Regions from separate parts of the Homo sapiens genome. Here region 1 is linked to region 2. A link is a contact called in ENCODE Hi-C or POLR2A ChIA-PET data. All regions are on one chromosome and are shown on one strand. The core of a region is the stretch at or near the end of the contact, and the rest is flanking DNA. Distances in the headings are between cores, read along the strand shown.

Evidence for each region. A loop is a pair of places that touch in the nucleus more often than their neighbours do. ChIA-PET counts read pairs that join two places held with the same protein, here RNA polymerase II (POLR2A). Pooled maps may share reads with other maps.
Region 1: a loop to region 2 is called in a pooled map, with 6 times the contacts of the local background. The contact joins the promoter of WDR59 here to the enhancer-like site in region 2. A Hi-C loop is called at or near these places in 2 of 168 maps with a recorded cell type or tissue (GM12878 and cardiac septum) and 7 of 50 pooled maps. POLR2A ChIA-PET finds 5 or more read pairs at or near these places in 8 of 52 experiments (CD4-positive, alpha-beta T cell, Caco-2, HepG2 and 4 more).

What each region holds. Positions count from the first base shown.
Region 1 is chr16:74,981,537-74,986,745 of GRCh38, reverse strand. It overlaps WDR59 (WD repeat domain 59), which reads left to right and starts at 1,623. Exons shown (of 26, transcript NM_030581.4): 1 at 1,623-1,782. The coding sequence starts at 1,729. RefSeq lists silencers at 332-532, 1,568-1,877 and an enhancer at 1,178-1,237.
Region 2 is chr16:74,865,012-74,870,577 of GRCh38, reverse strand. No RefSeq gene overlaps it. Among named protein-coding and RNA genes, the nearest start is that of FA2H, 93 kb to the right of the region's middle. RefSeq lists a silencer at 4,073-4,367. Within about 2 kb of position 1,922, at least 7 of the 41 ENCODE cell types and tissues checked have a DNase peak (open chromatin) inside an H3K27ac peak, as active enhancers do; they include CD4-positive, alpha-beta T cell and OCI-LY7, where a contact is called at or near this core.

The DNA of each region.
Region 1 (5,209 bases), core at 374-2,873, 120 kb before region 2:
ACTGAAAAGGAAACTTAATCACCACCCACCATGTTAGTACAGTGGTTCTCAAACTTTTTGATCTTGGAATCCCTTTACACTGCTGTTAAAAATTACTGAAAATCCCAAAAAAACTTTTTTTTTTTTTTTGACAAGGTCTTGCTCTGTCGCCCAGGCTGGAGTACAGTAATGTGATCCTAGCTTACTGCAGCCTCCTTCTGGGCTCAAGCCATCCGTCCACGTCAGCCTCCCAAAGTGCTGGGATTACAGGCATGAGCCACTGCGTCCGGCCCCCAAAAACTTTTATATGTAGTATACAGAATTTAAAAAATATATTCATTATTTCATTTAAACATTAAGGCCCTTCACATGAATACATTTTAAAATGAAAAAGAACAATATTTTCAAAAAAAAAAAAAAACAACAAAAAATTCTGGCAAATCTGTTTTAATGTTTGGTTTATCAGAAAACAGCGGCCGGGCGCGGTGGCTCACGCCTGTAATCCCAGCACTTTGGGAGGCCGAGACGGGCAGATCACGAGGTCAGAAGATCGAGACCATCCTGGCTAAAACGGTGAAACCCCGTCTCTACTAAAAATACAAAAAAATTAGCCGGGCGTAGTGGCGGGCGCCTGTAGTCCCAGCTACTCCGGAGGCTGAGTCAAGAGAATGGCGTGAAGCCAGGAGGCGGATCTTGCAGTGAGCCGAGATCGCGCCACTGCACTCCAGCCTGGGCGACTGAGCAAGACTCTGTCTCAAAAAAAAAAAAAAAAAAAAAAAAAGAAAAGGAAAGAAAGCAGCTGGATTGCAGGAGGGGGTATAGCTCACAGGTAGAGCATTGGACTACAGATCAAGAAAACAGCTGGATTCTCACATTTAAGTCTACCTTCATTGTTACGGGAGGCGCTGCTGTATTGTATGAAACAATAAATTGCACATTCAGACTTTTAAATATCTCGATGGGATAGGCATCAGGAGAAGAGGTATCTTCGGTTTGCACGAGCTTTGATTTTTCTTTTTTCTTTTTTTTTCCGAGACGGAGTCTCGCTCTTGTCACCCAGGCTGGAGTATAATGGCGTGATCTCGGCTCACTGCAATCTCCGCCTCCCGGGTTCAAGCGATTCTCCTGCCCCAGCCTCCCAAGTAGCTGGGATTACAGGCGCCCGCCACCCGGCTAATTTTTGTATTTTTAGTAGAGACGGGGTTTCACTATGTTGTTTAGGCTGGTCTCGAACTCCTGACTTCGGCCTCCCAAAGCGCTAGGATTACAGGCGTGAGTCACCGCACCCGCCCCGAACGTTGATTTTGATTTGAGACTGGGTCTGGACGAATGCTGGGGACTCCAGCGAGGAGCTAGTCAGGACAACAGGCACCTCACCTCACCCAAACCCAAACCTGCGAGCCCTTCCCAGGTCACCCACGCTTGCTCGAGCTTGGACTACAACTCCCGGCAGAGCTCGCGGCAGGGGGTGTGCCCGCAATCGCGAGGAGCGTGGGTGACTCAAACCAAGTGACGGAAGTGAGCGAGGGCGTGCCTGTTTGTTGCAGGCGCGGTGTAGCAATTGGAGGACCCAGGAAGAAGGGGCGGAGCCTATGCTTGGGTCAACCAATGGCTTGAGCTCAGGAGCAACCAGGGCACGGGGCGTGTCGGGGCTGATTCTCTGGCTGTGTGGGGCGCACGGTCCCGGGATACTGGGGACGGCGGGGTGGGAGGGCGCCGTCCTGGGGCCGCGGCGGCCGGGCGGGGGAGATGGCGGCGCGATGGAGCAGCGAAAACGTGGTTGTAGAGTTCCGTGACTCCCAGGTGAGCTAGAGGCCGAGTGGAGCCCTCTGGGCATGCGTCCTCCCCGCTTCCCCTCCCCCACGCGGCTGCTTCCGTCCCGGGGGGCTACGGGGAGACCCTAGGCCCCGTACTGAGGAGGTGGGCGGGGCTTAGCCGACCTCTTAGGCCCCGTCGGGGGAGGGAAGACGACCATCGGGGGCAATCGGGGCGAGCATGGACGGAGTTTCGGGGCTCCCTACGCGGGTAGGGGAGTGGGGTCCGCCTTGTGACACTGAGGCAGAGACTGCGCATCGTGAGTGCTGAGGGGAGGCTTCCCACAATCAGGGTACGGAGCGAGGGCGTGACGGCTTCCCGAGGCCCTAGCCGCGTGTGGCGACTTAAGGCAAGTCGCGGGACTTTTCTAAGTCTCAGCTGCGTGGACGTAACCCTGTTGGGGTGAATTCGATGAAACACTGTTTGCAAAGTGCCTGTTGCAGCGTCTACGCGGTTAAGTGGTTCTTAATGCCATCATACTGGAAAATACCGTGTAGTGGATAGGAGTGACACTGCACGTGTTGCCCGAGTTCGAATCCCGCAGCCCCTACCCTGTCATCACTCCGTACACGTCAGTTTTCTCACCTGTAGAAGGGAGATGGTCGTACTTACAAGATTGGCTTAAAGATTTTATTTTTTAATTTTCTATTTAATTTAATTTAATTTATTTTTTTTGAGATGGAGAGTCACTCTGTTGCCCAGGCTGGAGTGCAGTGGTGCCATCTTGGCTCACTGCAACCTCCGCCTCCGGGATTCAAGCAATTCTCCTGCCTCAGCCTCCCAAGTAGCTGGGATTACAGGTGCGCACCACCACGCCCGGCTAATTTTTGTATTTTTAGTAGAGACGGGGTTTCACCTTGTTGGTCAGGCTGGTCTTGAACTCCTGACCTCAGGTGATCCACCCACCTCAGCCTCCCAAAGTGCTGGGATTACAGGCGTGGGCCACCGTGCCTGGCCTATTTTACTTCATTTGAGACAGGGTCTGGCTCTGTCACCCAGGCTTGAGTGCAGAGGCGTGAATCACCGCTCAGTTCAGCTTCGACCTCCTGGGCTCAAGCTATCCTCCCACCTCAGCCTCCCCAGTAGCTGAGACTACAGGCGCATGCCAACACGCCCGACTAAATTTTTCATTTTTTTTTGTAGAGACGGGGTCTCCCTATGTTGTCCAGGCTGGTATGGAACTCCTGGGCTCAAGCGAACCCCCTGCCTCAGCGTCCCAAAGTGTTGGGATTACAGGTGTGATTCACTGAGCACAGCCTCGAGTGAAGATTTTATGTGGTTGTATGTTGAGGATGTGTGGCACACACAGCATTGGGATTTGGATGCTGGATCCTACCCCAGAGCCCTTGTTTAGCTCATTGGACTACTTTACTCATAGTGGGTAGCTCTGAACCGGTCATATACATCCCCTCTTCCCCAGCACCTAGGACAGTGTCTTGGTGATTCTCTTCAATTTTAAATTTATTTACCTTTTTTTTTGAGACAGAGTCTCACTCTATGACCCAGACTGTAGTGTAGTGGCATGATCTTGGTTCACTGCAACCTCTGCCTCCCAGGTTCAAACGATTCTTGTGCCTCAGCCTCCCGAGTAGCTGGGATTACAGGCACGTGCCACCATGCCTGGCTAAGTTTTGTATTTTTTGTAGAGACGGGGTTTCGCTCTGTTGGCCAGGCTGGTCTTGAACTCCTGGCCTCAAGTGATCCATCTGCCTTGGCCTCCTAAAGTGCTGGGATTACAGGTGTGAGCCACTACACCTGGCCTATTATTTTTTGTAGAGACAGAGTCTCTTTGTGTTGCCCAGGCTGGTCTTGAACCCCTGGCCTCAGGCGATTCTCCCACTTTGGCCTCCCAAAATATTGGGATTACAGGTGTGAGCGACTGTGCCTGGCCATTCTTTTCATTTATTCAACTAATATTTATCAAATACCTTCTGTGTGCCACACTTTTATTCACTCATTTATTCAACAAGGATTTACTGAGCTCCCTTCAGGTATACACTATACCATGCACAGGTGATTCATACTGAGGGAGATCTGGATAAGTATGAATGGGTGATGTGGTTTCTTCTTTCCAAAACCCCATCCTGTCTTTTGCCGGAGAATGAGTGAGTGGAGGAGCTACCCACCATTTTGCTCTGTGGTGCCCTCTGATCAGTAGCCTCTACTGAGAATTTGAGCAGTAGCATTTGGATTAAGGACCCCCAAGTACTGTCAGCACAGAGTCTCCGTGAGACCTGCTCTCCCTAGGGAGGCGCCAGACTCCTTGGAAAAGGAACCATATTCCTGTTTTCTTTCTTGTTAATTGCTTTTACTGGCAACTAGGACAGAATAGAATCATGTATCATGCCTCTAAGCCTGCTAATTTGGAAGCTACTAATCTGCAAACCCTTTAATTTTCACAGAAACCCAGGTAGTCTCACCCCTGCCTGTTTATAGAGATGTAATTGAAGAGACCTGCAGAGAGGGTGCTGACACATATATTAGGATGCTATGAAGTCGTAGCAAATAATTAAACCTCAACAGCAGTTGTCACAGTAAGAGAACAAAGTAAATTGGGTAATTTTACTGCCTTGTGGGAGTTTCTGTTTTTTTGTTCTGATTTTCCTATTTACAAGGCTTCCTCTTTATGTGAATTAGCATGGTTTTGTGGGTGATTCTGGTGATGATTGGAAGGGGCAGGAACCCATTTTATTAACTATTTTGTTAATGTAGAAAGACAAAGTTAAAACTCTTCATAATGCCTTTATGAATAGGAGCAATAAACTTTTCAAAACACTCCACATCTTTTAAATAATAATTTTATTAAAAAATTTTTAATTAAAATATTTAAATTTCTTTCATTTTGCATTTTTTTTTTAAATAGGGATAGGAGTCTCTGTATCTTGCCCAGGTGGTCTTGAACTCCGAGGTTCAAGTGATTTTCCTGCTGCAGCTTCCCAAAGTGCTGGGATTACAGGCGTGAGCCACCGTGCCTGGCCTAAAAAATATACATATATGGCCAGGCGTGGTGGCTCACGCCTGTAATCCCACCACTTTGGGAGGCCGAGGTAGGCGGATCACCTGAGGTCAGGAGTTTGAGACCAGCCTGGCCAACATGGTGAAACCCTATCTCTACTAAAGATACAAAAATTAGCCGACCATAGTGGCATGCACCTGTAATCCCAGCTACTTGGGAGGCTAAGGCAGGAGAATAGCTTGAACCTGGGAGGCAGAGGTTGCAGTGAGCCAAGATCTCACCACTGTACTCCAGCCTGGGCGACAGAGTGAGACTCCATCTAAAAAAAAAAAAAATATATATATATATATATATATATATATATATATATATATATATATATGTAAATGTATATGTATTGTCTAAAAAAATACAAAAAATATATATGTATATATGTGTAAGACAGGGTCTTGCTCTGTC
Region 2 (5,566 bases), core at 673-3,172:
CCAGTCTCAAACTGCTGACCTCAAGTGATCTGCCCGCCTTGGCCTCCCAAAGTGCTAGGATTACAGACGTGAGCCACCGTGCCCAGCCAACAATGTTTTGTTTAATTTAATACAAAAATGCATTCAGTCTGAAGACGCCAAGTTCACCTACTGGGAGCTCGTTCCCTTACTCAGTGGTTCCCTGGGTGGCTGGTAGGATTGGGGAGAAAGCCAGCTCCTTTTTAATGGTTTAGTGCAGCAGGAACTCAGGAGAGGACCTAGGCTATAGCCACCCTAGTGTCGGGGTCTTTGAGATGGAGTCTCTCTCTGTTGCCCAGGCTGGAGTGTAGTGGCACATGTGATGTCTGCTCACTGCAACCTCCATCTCCCAGGTTCAAGTGATTCTTGTGCCTCAGCCTCCTGAGTAGTTGTGATTACAGGCGTGCGCCACCACACCCGGCTAATTTTTTTTGTATTTTTAGTAGAGACGGGGTTTCACCATGTTGCCCAGGCTGGTCACCAACTCCTGACCTCAAGTGGTCTGCCCGCCTCGGCCTCCCAAAGTGCTGGGATTACAGGCATAAGCCACCATGCCTGGCCCCTGAACAATTTCTTAAAGGGTTGGTTTTGCTAATTGTGGCAAAATAGTTCAGCAAACAGGGTGACAAATCACACCCTCTTTTTTATGGCTCATCTTTGCGTGCCCAGCCTCAAGGTGGCGCCAGCCATGGGGTATGATTCACGCATCCAGTGGCGGGTCCTGGGCGTGGGGGAAACACACTTGGCTTTCTGCATCCTTCTTAGAATCTAATGGCTTTGTCAGAATCAGAACTAAATCTCCCATGTTGGCATTCTGTCACATTGGCAAGTTTATGTCGCCACAATATCACTAATTTAGTATTTCTTCCTCAAGTCTGAGAAGGTCTGATACAATTCATCAAGTACTGGACATGAGAATAGACACTTGGGCAAAGATGAACCATACAGAATGTGGTCTCTGGCCTGCTGGAGGCGGAGTCTAGTAGGAAACTTAAACATGTAAGTGCTTACACCAAAATGTGCTGTTGGCCTCCGAGGAAAGAAGGAACTCCACCAAGGGCCAAGACTGCACAGAGGACAGGGGTTTGGCTGAGTTCATATGAAGGGTGTTTTCAATGAGGAAGAGCGGGAGGGCACAGGGAAGGACCGTGCCAAGGACAAGACAGCATGGCATTGGGGGTGCTGTGTAGAGTTTTTTAGTGGAGCCTGTGCTGCCCCCCACTTCAGATGCCAGTCTCAAGTCCCAGGTTGTAACGCCATCTACCTGGAGATGGTGTCAGATCCCACAGGCTGAGGGCTCACCCCCACAACGCTGCCCCCCACTTCAGATGCCAGTCTCAAGTCCTAGGTTGTGTGACCTGTGCCTTCTGACCTACCGGCTCTAAACTGGGGGTTCCAATGACATCCTACTCAGGTTTCACTAGGAGACGTGCCGAATTTCTTTCCTTTTTTTTTTTTTTTTTTTTTTTTTAATTGAAATGGAGTCTATGTTGCCCAGGCTGGTCTTGAACTCGTGGGCTCAAGCAGTCCTCCTGCCTCAGCTTCCCAAAGTGCTGGGATTACAGGCATGAGCCACTGCACGCCACTGCACCTCGCTACTTATGTATTATAAAGGGTCTTACAAAGGATACAGGTGGGCAGCCAGATGAAGAGATACATTGGACAGTCACACAGGGTTGGTTCCCCTGGCAACCAGCCCCCATCCTGAGGCTGTCCGGGAGCCCACGAAGAGCCCACTCATTAGAACAAAAGCTGTTCCTCTCACAAAATTCCAAGGGATTTAGTAGCTTTGTGTCAGACACTCATCACTCAGGAAATTACAAAGGTCGTAGGAGCTGTGTTAGGAACCCGGATCAAAGACTAAATAGCAGCCCTATTGCTCAGGAAATGACAGGGTTGAGGAGTTCTATGTCAGGAACCAGGGCAGAGACCGGATATACGTTTCTTTTTAAATCACAGTAGCACACCCAGAAAAGGAAAGCAGTGTCTCAACTCACACTCAGGTCTATCTGACCCACACATTTTTAAGAAAAGATTTTTATATCTTGATTGTTTTTTCTAATTATAGAAGCACTTTAAATATTGTTACTATTTTGTTCTGTCTGCCTTGATTCCATATGATTTCCATAAGTAGGGCTTATTTTTATTTTCACAAATCAGAAAAACACAGACACAAGCCAAAACGAGGTGAAAGCCATCTCCTTATGAAGAAGGTATAGGGAGCCTCAGCGCTGCTTCCCAGGGAGAGAAAGCAGCTAGAGTTAAGCAAAAGCACAGGAGGCTGGGCACGGTGGCTCACGCCTGTAATCCCAGCACTTGGGAGGCCGAGGTGGGCAGATCACTTTAGCCCAGGAGTTCCAGACCAGTCTGGGCAACATAGTGAGATCCTATCTCTGTATTTTAAAAATATGTATTCAAAAAGAAAAAAAAGCATAGGAGCTTATATGTGAGGGCAAGTCTTTCTACCCACAGGAAGGCAAGACAAAAGAAACAGAAGAACAAGAAACACAGGAAATAAACAGAAAACAAAGACTAAAACGGCAGATTTTAATAGCCCCAAACTGAAATTCTCTTACGTGTCCTTCAGTAGGCGAATGGTTAAACAGACTCTAGCCTCTGTCCTGCGGAATGCTACTCAGCAATAAAAGGGAATGAACCCCAGAAATGAAGCGGTGTTGTGGTCCCGGGCGTGTCTTGGCATGTCATTGCCTCATGCCAAGGAAATCAAGGACACGGACACACATGGGGTGAGGTTAAGAGCGGAGGTTCAATAGGCGAAAGAAGGAGAAGAGAGAATAGCTCTCTCTCCTGCGAGAGAGAGGGGCACCTGAGTGGGAATTCTGGCCCGAGGCTGAGTGCAGCAGATTTTATAGACAGGATTGAGGAGGCAGTGTCTGATTTACGTAGCGCCCACGGATAGGGTGGACCAGGTGTGACGTTTAGCACAAGAGGAAGCTGGGCACCCCACCGTAATCTTATTATGGAGATGGGGTCTTTGCCTGGCTGGCGCCATGCTGTCTCTTCCTTACTGTATGCGTGGTTTGGCAAAGAGAAGGGAAGATGGAGCCGCCATGTTGAATATGCCTAGTCCCAGGTAGCTTTTTTTTATTGGCACAGCTGCCGGCATTCACCTGTGCAAGCTTCTAGTTTGCTTATCTATGTCTGCAGCTCGATTCTACAGGCTGCTCTTTATTAGAAAACAAAATGATTTGGGAGCTGCTTTTCATTAAAAAGGAAACCTTACTGAGGACTCCCATACCCTCACTATCTGCCTTAGTAATTTCTTCTTCACTCCTATATCATCAGATACACATAGCAATCTAGATGACTCTCAAGCGAATTACGCTGAGTGAAAAAAAGCCAACCCCAGAAGGTTACCTTCCACATGACTCTTTTTCTTTTTTTTTTTTTTTTTTGAGATGGTTCACTCTGTCGCCCAGGCTGGAGTGCAGTGGCACGATCTTGGCTCACTGCAACCTCTGCCTACCGGGTTCAAGCGATTCTCCTGCCTCAGCCTCCCCAGTAGCTGGGATTACAGGCACATGCTGCCACGCCCAGCTAATTTTGTATTTTTAGTAGAGACGGGGTTTCACCATGTTGGTCAGGTTGGTCTCGAACTCCTGAACTCTTGATCCACCCGCCTTGGCCTCCCGAAGTGCTGGGATTACAGTCATGAGCCACTGCACCCAGCCTAATTTTTGTATTTTTAATAGAGACTAAACATACAAAAATTGGCCAGGCTGGTTTCCAACTCCTGACCAAGTGATCCGCCTGCCTCAGCCTCCCAAAGTGCTGGGATTACAGGCGTGAGCCACCAGGCCTGGCCATCTTTTCAGGTTTTTGCATTTCTGACTATTGATGGGTCCGTTCCTACCAGCCAACCAGTCCTGTGACCCCACCCAGAAGCAGACTCAGCATGCACAAGGACCATGTTCCACACCCCTAGGATTGCACCCCCAACTAATCAGCAGCACCTTGGCCTGCCAAACTATCCTTGAAAAACCCTAGGCTCTGAGATTTTGGAGAGACTGATTTAAGTAATAAAACCTCAGTCTGCTGTTCAACCAGCTCTGTGCCAATTAAATTCTTTCTCTATTACAGTTCCCCTGTCTTGATAAATGGGCTCTGTCTGGGCAGTAGGCAAATGAACCCGTTGGGTGGTTACGGCTGGAGAAGAGTTGGGCGGTCAGCGGTCGGCAGGGGCAGGAGGTTGGGAGGTGTGGCTATAAAAGGGCAGCACAAAGGACCCTTGTGGGGATGGGACCTTTTCATATGTTGATCGTGATGGTGAGTCCATACCTACACGTGATAAATTGCACAGAACTAAATACCCACAATGGAGTGCAAGTAAAACCGGGGAAATCTGAGGAAGATGGGTGGATTGTCTGAATGTCAATATCCTGAATGTGACACTGTACTGTAGTCTTGCAAGATGTTACCATTGGGGGAAACTGGGCAAAGCGTACACAGAGTGTCTGCCTGCCTGCCCACCCACCCCCTCCCTCCCTCCCTCCCTGCATGCTTGCTTCCTTTCTTCGTTTCTCCCTCCCCTCCCCTCCCCTCCCCTCCCCTCCCCTCCCCTCCCCTCCCCTCGCCTCCCCGCCCCTTTCCTTCCCTTCCCTTCCTTTCCCTTCCCTTCCCTTCTTTTTTTTTAGACAGTTTCGTTTTTGCTGCCCAGGCTGGAGTGCAATGGTGAGATCTCGGCTCACCACAACCTCCGCCTCCTGGGTTCAAGCGATTCTTCTACCTCAGCCTCCCCAGTAGCTAGGATTACAGGCATGCGCCGCCATGCCCAGCTAATTTTGTATTTTTAGTAGAGATGGGGTTTCTCCGTGTTGGTCAGGCTAGTCTCAAACTCCCAACCTCAGGTGATCCGCCTGCCTCGGCCTCCCAAAGTGCTGGGATTACAGGTGTGAGCCACTGTGCCTGGCTGTCTGTATTATTTCTTAAAACTGTATGTGAATCTACAATTCTCTCAAAATAAAAAGTGTAATTATTTTTTAAAAGCTGGATACTGTGGGCGAGGCATGGTGGCTCACGCCTGTAATCCCAGCACTTTGGGAGGCCGAGGTGGGTGGATCACGAGGTCAGGAGTTCCAGACCAGCCTGGCCGAGATGGTGAAACCCTATCTCTACTAAAAATACAAAAATTAGCCAGGCACAGTGGCAGGCGCCTGTAATCCCAGCTACTCGGGAGGCTTAGGCAGGAGAATCGCTTGAAACTGGGAGGCGGAGGTTGCAGTCAGCCGAGATCGCGCCGCTGCACTCTAGCCTGGGCAACAGAGCAAGACTCTGTCTCAAAAAAAAAAAAAAAAAAAAAAAGCTGGATACTGTGATTCACCACAGTTGGGTCTGATAAACAACTATGAACAACTCTGAATTTTGAACATCAGCTTAGCTATGCTAGACCCTCTCTGGACGTAACTGAAGACCGTTTCTTTTTTTTTTTTTTTTTTGAGACAGAGTCTCACTCTGTCGCCCAGGCTGGAGTGCAGTGGCGCAATCAGAGCTTACTGCAGCTTCTGCCTCCCGGGTTCAAGTGATTCTC